Linked DNA regions of Homo sapiens: region 1 is linked to region 2. Evidence: read pairs that join two places in POLR2A ChIA-PET (ENCODE). Cell type or tissue: endothelial cell of umbilical vein. All regions are shown on one strand. Links, peaks and the distances in the headings refer to the core of each region. The heading gives the core; the rest is flanking DNA.

Evidence for each region. ChIA-PET counts read pairs that join two places held together with the same protein. Peaks named below come from ENCODE experiments on the same cell type or tissue, not always from the same donor. Only the 100,000 strongest peaks of a DNase experiment are listed, where the experiment ranks them.
Region 1: POLR2A ChIA-PET joins it to region 2 with 5 read pairs; 2 of 35 experiments call an interaction of 5 or more read pairs at or near these places.

The regions. Positions count from the first base shown.
Region 1 is chr2:218,478,793-218,483,191 of GRCh38, forward strand. It overlaps USP37 (ubiquitin specific peptidase 37), which reads right to left. Exons shown (of 26, transcript NM_020935.3): 17 at 3,278-3,442; 18 at 858-923. Among named protein-coding and RNA genes, the nearest start is that of VIL1, 62 kb to the left of the region's middle. In endothelial cell of umbilical vein, for the core only: no CTCF peak of the experiment used is centred there; no DNase peak of the experiment used is centred there.
Region 2 is chr2:218,714,348-218,718,746 of GRCh38, forward strand. The region is part of intron 1 of TTLL4 (tubulin tyrosine ligase like 4); the gene reads left to right. Among named protein-coding and RNA genes, the nearest start is that of TTLL4, 5.7 kb to the left of the region's middle. In endothelial cell of umbilical vein, for the core only: no CTCF peak of the experiment used is centred there; a DNase peak (open chromatin) is centred at 1,914.

The DNA of each region.
Region 1 (4,399 bases), core at 322-4,321, 240 kb before region 2:
AGAACGGGCAAGAGTATTCATATCGGTACCATTTCAGATTTCTAGTCATGTTAGTCATCTGGTTTTAATTGCACTGAAAAATAATTAACAGGAGGAAAAGAAAATAGCAGTTCCCAAATGTCATTTTATGGTTATATAAGCCCCCCAAAAGCCCTTAAACAACAAAAATGTCTCTTCTCTAAAAGTACTTTGGGCCATCAAATTTTTAGAAAAATTAATTAAAAAGTCAAACGACAACTAAATCAATTGAAATGATCTAATCAGGAACTCCTCTAGTAAAATCTTAGAGGAAATATATTTAAAAAGCAAACAAAAAAGGCATGTGCTTCCCTCCTTGGATAAAGTTTGGTCTTAAACAAAAAAATAGGGCATTTGTAGAATGCTTGCTTGTTTTCCTGTCCCCTTTCAAAACAACTCCTATTCGGTGTCAAAGACAAGAAGTTCCAGACTGGCTAACAACAGGTAAAAAATGTTTTGGGATTCCATGCCTATCTTTAAGGAAGAGTGCTTTAGACTAATAGGGGTTATTTTATCCCTTAAATCCCTAGACTCCCTTGTCCTCAGTTAATTTTTAGAGTTTTAGGATGAAAGTATTACATATTAACAATAATAAGTTTTTAAAAGTTTTAAGACAGAATATTGAGAGGATGAGCTAACCTTGTGTCACTGATTAAAATTTGTTATATCCTTCAATATATTCTAAACCAAATTCAGGAAAGTTTCAAAAGTATAGGTAATAAAGAGCATTATCATGCAAAAAGAAAAACAATAATGAAAAGGCAGGGAGGCAATCTTGGAGATTAGGGTAAGCCAAAACCTTAAACACAGATTTTGGGTACATAAGAAATATAACTCACTTTGAAGGTGTAGAAGGGCTGGTGATGCAGGAATTCACCATTTGAGAGGCTTTCAATGGTCTAGAACTATCAGAAAATTAGAAAATATATAATGTATACAAATGAATTATTAAAGATATATATTTAAATTATAAAATGAATTATTCTTACTATAATTCCTTTTATGTCCTCTTGAAAATTGAACAATTATAATACTTTTTAAATTACTAGCAATAGGCCAGGTGCAGTGGTTCACGCCTGTAATCCCAGCACTTTGGGAAGCTAAGTGGGCGAATCACCTGAGGTCAGGAGTTCAAGTCCAGCCTGGCCAACATGGTGAAACCCTGTCTCTACTAAAAATACAAAAATTAGCTGGGTTTGGCGGCGGGTGCTTGTAATCCCAGCTACTCGGGAGGCTGAGGCATGAGAATTGCTTGAACCTGGGAGGCGGAGGTTGTAGTAAGTGGTGATCGCACCACTGCACTCCAGCTTGGGCAACGGAGTGAGACTCCATCTCAAAAAAAAAAAAAATGGCCGGGCATGGTGGCTCATGAGGTCAGGAGATCGAGACCATCCTGGCTAACATAGTGAAAACCCGTTTCTACTAAAAAAATACAAAAAATCAGCCGGGCATGGTGGCAGGCGCCTGTAGTCCCAGCTACGCGGGAGGCTGACGCAGGAGAATGGCGTGAAGCCGGGAGGCGCAGCTTGCAGTAAGCGGAGATGCGCCACTGCACTCCAGCCTGGGCGACAGAGCGAGACTCCGTCTCAAAAAAAAAAAAAAAAAAAAAAAAAATACTAGCAATAGAGGCCAAAAGAGAAAATAAAATACCATCTCTAGGCTCTCCTTGATCCAATAATCTACATAGACAGCACTGGAAATGAAGTCAAGTGTAATACATATGAAAAAAATAACTTGGAGAAAATTACCTTGTCTCAGTTCTTTTAAAGTAATAGCTCTCATTTATGGAGGATTTACTGGATGTCAGACACTGTGCTAAGAACTCTACATATTATTACCTCATTTAATGTTCACAACCATCCTATTGTTTTTCTTATAGACAAGTCAAGGAATCTGTGCAAGGTCTAAAAGCTATCAAATTGTACAGTCAGATAGCTTGGCTTCAGGCCTGTGATCATACACTATTAGTGTGACATAGTACTACTGCCAGCAAGAGTAATAGCTCTACCAGCAGAAGGTAGTATGCACCAAGCAAAAACGTGAAAAGCTGTGAGAGGAAAAAACCAGAAACACTTAGACTCTCTGGGCACATGCCTTTATTAGTAGACCCTTGAGACACTAGTGTAAACTTCTATGAGACGTGGCTCTTTCAGACACTAACTGTATGACTTTAGGAAAATCATTTAATTTCCTTGGTCCTCTTAAGGGTTTGGACAAAAACCTCTAAAATCTCTTCCATCTTCAAAGTTCTACAATTTTATTATTCTACCAAACTAGTGTTCAAGTATAGAAAAGAATGACATAACATATGGCTTCAAAGTAATGCAAGTATGTAGAAAAAAGGGGAACACTCAAAGAAGTCCGAAGGTTTTCCCAGCATACATGATGAAGCAAAAACCTAAAGTAAAGATTACTTCTTTTTTTCTTGAGAAATTTCAGGAGCCATTTAAGTTCTTTACACTGCTGATAATATATGCATGAAGGCATAACATTGAGTATAGGGTTTCTCACATCTGCATGTCCTGAAGAGTCAACTGAAGCATTTGCTAAAAATATTGATTCCTAAGCGCCTATCTCAGACCTACTGAAACAGAACTTCCAGGGAAAAAACACAAAAATCAGTATTTTTAGTGTCTAGGTGACTCTTATTATCACCTAAGTTTGACTCATATTCAAGAAGTATATCAAACTGTCTTCTAGCACTCTAACCAAGAGCACTTCCTAAAAAAGCACCTCACTATGAAAAGCAACTAATAACTTTGGAAAAATTTTAAGCATTTTCTTCAATTACTTCAGGCAGTGATTTAACACTAAAACAAAGTAAAGCAAAATTAAAATCTCCTTCTTGGTCTGATTTCTTTTCTTTTCTTTTCTTTTTTTTTTTTTTTTTGAGATAGGGTCTTGCTCTGATCACCATTCACTGCAGCCTTCATCTCCCAGGCTCCAGCAATCCTCCCACCTCAGCCTCGAGTAGCTGGCACTACAGGTGTGTGCCACCATGCTGGCTTTATTATTTTATTTTTTGTAGAGATGAGGTCATGCTCTGTTGCCATAGGTGGTTTCAAACTCCTAGGCTCAAGCGATTCTCCTGCCTCAGCCTCCCAAAGTGCTGGGATTACAGGCATGAGCCACTGCATCTGGCCATTGATCTGATTTTACCTTGGAGTCATATTATGTAATTCAGTCATTCTTTTGATTAGATACTAAAGCCTTTCTATTTCAAAAGGGAATATAAAGACATAGTCTCTCAAGGACTTACATTGCCATATGTGCACTCCAACCAAGGGTAAAAGGTGGTTTTGTATTTTCAGTGCAATGAGATGACAGGGTCAGGTATCTTGGAATGATGACTTGCTGCCCAATCTTATTGTTAAGCGAGAGAGCCACATTGAAGCTATATCGTTTCAAATGGAGAATGAGGACCCTGAAAAACAGGAGATGACAACCTTACTAATTCATACATAATACATGTATCTTTCTTACAGTAAAAGAGATCACTCTATGTTAGACGACTTTTGATTTAAAAAATCCATTTGGCCAAACCAAAGACACGTCAAAGAATATTTACTGAATACCTGTTAGTGCCAGGCATTGGGCTAGGTAAAAAGCATACAAATAATGGTGGATTAGTGTGGTTTGGGTAAAATACTTATAATGTTCCTAGAAAAAACACAAATAAATAAAATATAGCAGACAAGAATGTTAAATTTGGCACTGATATTGGGTTAAATCCTTAAATTATTTACTTCACTGTTACATAGTTTAAAAAGCAATAGGTTTTATATAACCACTACTAGTAAAATAATGTCTATTAAAATGTTACATAGCTCTTATATTTGATGGTAAACATTAATTACTTCAAGATGATTTTTGATGAGAATTATTCTTTTATTTTCAGAAGTACTTTCTCTGTAGAAAGCTAAGGAGGAAATACAAAACTTTTCCCCATTTAGAAAAAAGCTTTACAAAAATTTGCATGCCAAATCTGATCTGTGGGTCTGTAAAGGCTTTTAGCTCTTTAGAAGCACTGAATTCTTTGTGGTTAAAATTGTGGTAACCTTTTCACTTCTCACACAGAACACGATCTCTGCTTGATGGATTAAATATATTTCTCAACCCACAAGAACACTTTAAAAATTGAATTTCAAACATCTTATGGGAATAAACTTCAGTTCTAGGCACACACACAAAAATGATCTATAAAAAACTGATTCTTACCATATATGCCTTCATCACAGAAGCCACAAACAAAAATTTGCAAACTGAAGTTATAGATTGTAGTTCTCTTTAAAAAGCGTGCTAGAACTCAGGATCTTCAAATATACAATTTGAGAGAATACAAGGACACAACTGATATGAAACCAATGTCAAAATTAAATAT
Region 2 (4,399 bases), core at 147-4,146:
TCTGATACTCATGTTTTGGAGTTGGATTTAGCTTTCTCACTAGATTCCTTCTATGACCTTGGAATTGTCTGATCATAGTGTCTGAATTTTAGCCTGTGATCAGGTGCTTTGGTAAATCACCAAAAGTCAGTAAATTACAGAGAAAAGCTTTTCCTTTAATGCCTTTTACTTCTTACCTTTTCTTCTGGCAGAGTTGGGAACAAATACTGAGAGTGCTCGTTTCTCTTAGGCCTTACAATACAAAGGACCTTGTCCTTCGGAGCCCTCATAGATATGCTAGAGAAGCATAGTGCTTCTCTAGACCGGCAGTGCTCAGAGCTCAGAGTTTTTGGGCTCAGGATTTCTTTATGTACTTGAAAAAGCTCTTTGGAATCTTCAGTTAAAAAAAAAGGGATATATATATATATATTTCAATATTCAATTTTTTCTTTTTAAATTTTGTTTAGAGATGGGGTCTCACTATATTGCCCAGGCTGGTCTCGAACTCCTGGACTCAAACAGTCCTCCCGCCTCAACCTCCCAAAGTGCTTACAGGCTTGAGCCACTGCGCTTAGCCTATATTTTAATATTATATTAGGAACTGAAATATTCATTTAGAAGTAATAAGCCCATTACTAACATGAATAACATTTTTACGTATGTTACAATTTACATTAACTGTATGCTAACGTAAGTTAGTTAACACAAACAGCATTTCTAACCTAAGTTATGGTTAGCATAAGTTCACTTAATGTTTTCATTTAAAAAATGCTACTGTTTTAAAAATATTAGTGAGAAGAGTGGCATTGTTTTTTAGATCTCTTTAGTGTCTGACTTAATAGAAGACAGCTGGATTTTCATATGTTTCTCCAGTCTATTGTGATAGTTGTTTTGATTGAATAATGAAAATCCAGCTGCACACAGATGGCTGGAAAAGGATGAAGTATTTCAGTAGTCTTCTCAGATAGTTGTGGGTATTGGTACTATGCAAAACAAAGCATGATTTTGTAAAGGCTAGTTACAGTGTGGAATCTGAAATGATATCAGTGAACATTTCATACTTTGTTATGTTAAAATCCATGGATCTGTCTCACTTTGACTGGGTCTTAGATCCATACATGATTCTGTAACATGTGATACAGTCATGCTACACAGTCATGGTATAGCCTATTGCTCCTAGGCTGCAAACCTGAACAGCATGTCACCATAATGAGTATTCTCTGCAGTTGCAACACAGTTGCAACACAATGCATCTAAACATTGAAGCATAGAAAAGGCTACTGTAAAAATAAGGAATGATAATCTTTTTTTTTTTCTTTCTTTAGAGGGAGTCTCAATCTGTCGCTAGGCTGGAGTGCAGTGGCGCAATCTCGGCTCACTGCAACCTCCACCTTCCTCGTTCACGCCATTCTCCTGCCTCAGCCTCCCAAGTAGCTGGGACTACAGGCACCCGCCACCACGCCTGGCTAATTTTTTTGTATTTTTAGTAGAGATGGGGTTTCACCATGTTAGCCAGGATGGTTTCGATCTCCTGACCTCGTGATCCACCTGCCTCGGCCTCCCAAAGTGCTGGGATTACAGGCGTGAGCCACCACACCCGGCCTGGAATGATAATCTTATGGGACATTGTCTTCTATGGGGACTATCTGTTGACTGAAACATTATGTGAGGCATGACTGTTAGGAAAATACTGGTTCACTGAGTTATGCAGATCTCCCACGTGTCACAGTTTATTGTATAGTGTCAAAAAAATCATATCACCACAATCTCTTCAGAGAAGTAGTTAAATATTGGGAAGCACTCAAACTCGTGGTGGCAGATACCATTTTGCCAAAATTCTAATTTTCTTTGGGAAGCTCAAATTTTATCATTGGCAACAAGTACAGTCAGTTGGTTTCCTTGAAGTGACAGGCTTACTTTGTTTCATTTTCCAGAACCTTTGCCAAATAATGACGTCGGAATAACTATTACTTATGTGTCATTCATTCTTTCAAGTAAACATGGCGTTCCACAGAAAAATCCTGCAATTCAGACAATCACACAAGTGCTTTAGAGATAATCAACATGTTCTGCATGCAGCATAAATGTTTTATATGTACTTCACATTTTATCACACAGAATATTAAAAAGCATACTCAAGGACACTTTTTAATGAGATTTAATATAATTTACACTGTGTCGGGCTGGGCGCAGTGGCTCACGCCTGTAATCCCAGCACTTTGGGAGGCCGAGGCGGGCAGATCACAAGGTCAGGAGATCGAGGCCATCCTGGCTAACACGGTGAAACCCTGTCTCTACTAAAAATACAAAAAATTAGCCGGGCGTGGTAGTAAGTGCCTGTAGTCCCAGCTACTCAGGAGGTTGAGGCAGGAGAATGGCGTGAACCCAGGAGGCGGAGGTTGCAGTGAGCCGAGATCGTGCCACTGCACTCCAGCCTGGCGACAGAGCGAGACTCTGTCTCAAAAAGAAAAAAAAAATTTACACTGTGCCATCAAGTAAACCTGGTTGTATTCTTTCACTGTGTGGTGGAAAAGTATAGTGGGTAAGAATCTAATTTCGTGCCATCGTCTTGATTCATGCTAAGTCACCAGCAGTTTTACTCATTATTGCTTTTGCTCTATCAGTGGAAAGGTCAGCACAGTAAAAAGGCAAATAACATCTTAGGTTTTTTTCTTTTTCTTTTTTTTTGTCCGAAGACAGGCTGGAGTGCAGTGGCATGATCATGGCTTACTGCAGTCTCCACCCCCCAGGCTCAGGTGATCCTCCTACCACAGGCATGCACCACCACATCTAGCTGATTTTTTGTATTTTTTTTTTGTAGAGACAAGGTTTCACCATGTTGCCCATGCTGGTCTTGAACTCTGGAGCCCAAGTAATTTGCCCACCTTAGCCTCCCAAAGTGTTGGGATTATAGGCACAAGTCACCCCACCCAGCTACCTCTTAGTTTTGTTATGAAAATATTTTCTATGTAGCAGGACCGCCAAAAGGATCTTAGGGTCCCCTCAGGGTCTGTGGACCATGCTTTGAGAACTGCTGCTCCAGAGCCCACCTGAGAAGGAGGAAAGAGCCTCCTTCCCGAAGCTGATAAAGGGCAAGGCTTCAGGAGAGTGAGTCACCCCATTACATAAACCCTTCCACTGGTTTCACTTTTCAGTAATTTATAGGTTTACCTCCCTCAGCTCCAGCTGCCATAACCTGTATCTTTTCCTCAGGTTTGCTTACTTGTTTGGCATTGCTAAACTGTGCTCTACAAGAGCTACCTGTAATTTCACTAATCTTGACTTATACGGACCCACCCTTCTCACTAGGCTGTATTCTTGACCTTCCTCTCTTAGTAGGGCTTTAGGAGAGATATATTGCTCCTCCACCTTTCCTTAGGGAGAGAGAGCTTGGGATTTATCTCATAAGAGAAAATTAATGTGATTCCTACACTCCTCTCTATTTGGTTCCAGGCAAGTCAGTTCTATCTTCTTCTTTTTTTTTTTTTTGGAGACAGAGTCTTGCTCTGTCACCCAGGCTGGAGTGCAGTGGCACAGTCTCGGCTCACTGCAAGCTCCGCCTCCCGGGTTCAGGCCATTCTCCTGCCTCAGCCTCCCAAGTAGCTGGGACTGCAGGCGTCTGCCACCACGCCTTTTGTATTTTTAGTAGAGATGGGGTTTCACCGTGTTAACCAGGATGGTTTTGATCTCCTGACCTCGTGATCCACCTGCCTCAGCCTCCCAAAGTGTTGGGATTACAGGCGTGAGCCTGTCAGTTCTATCTTCTAACATAACTGTTGAGCAGTTGAGGTAATCTCATCAGAGATCTTGTGGACTGTAGACTGAACCATTTCTGATGTCCTGAGTTTCCCTGGTGACCGAGGGAAACACCTAGTTGAAGGAGGAAAGGGAAACTGCATTTCCCAAGAGCCACACTCTCTTGTAGGAGAGTGATTTAATTAGTGGGTAATGAATAATTGCTTTCTCTAGAAATAGATACCTTGTCCAAGTTGGTCTGGGCCTGGTCCCTGGAGACTTGTTGGTTTGCGACAGCAGCAATAGATTTTCTTTTCTTTTTTTTTTTTCTTTTGAGACGCAGTTTCACTCTTGTTGCCCAGGCTGGAGTGCAATGGCGCAATCTCGGCTCACCGCAACCTCTGCCTCCCAGGTTCAAGCGATTCTCCTGCCTCCACCTCCCAAGTAGCTGGGATTACAGGCATGCACCACCATGCCTGGCTAGTTTTGTATTTTTAGTAGAAATGGGGTTTCTCCATGTTGCTCAGGCTGGTTTCGAACTCTCGACCTCAGGTGATCTGCCCACCTCGGCCTCCCAAAGTACTGGGATTTCAGGCATGAACCACTGCGCCCGGCCAGCAATAGATTTTCTAACATAGGCTACTAATCATTCACACTCCTTTAAGGAGGAAACTTGAGGCAAAAT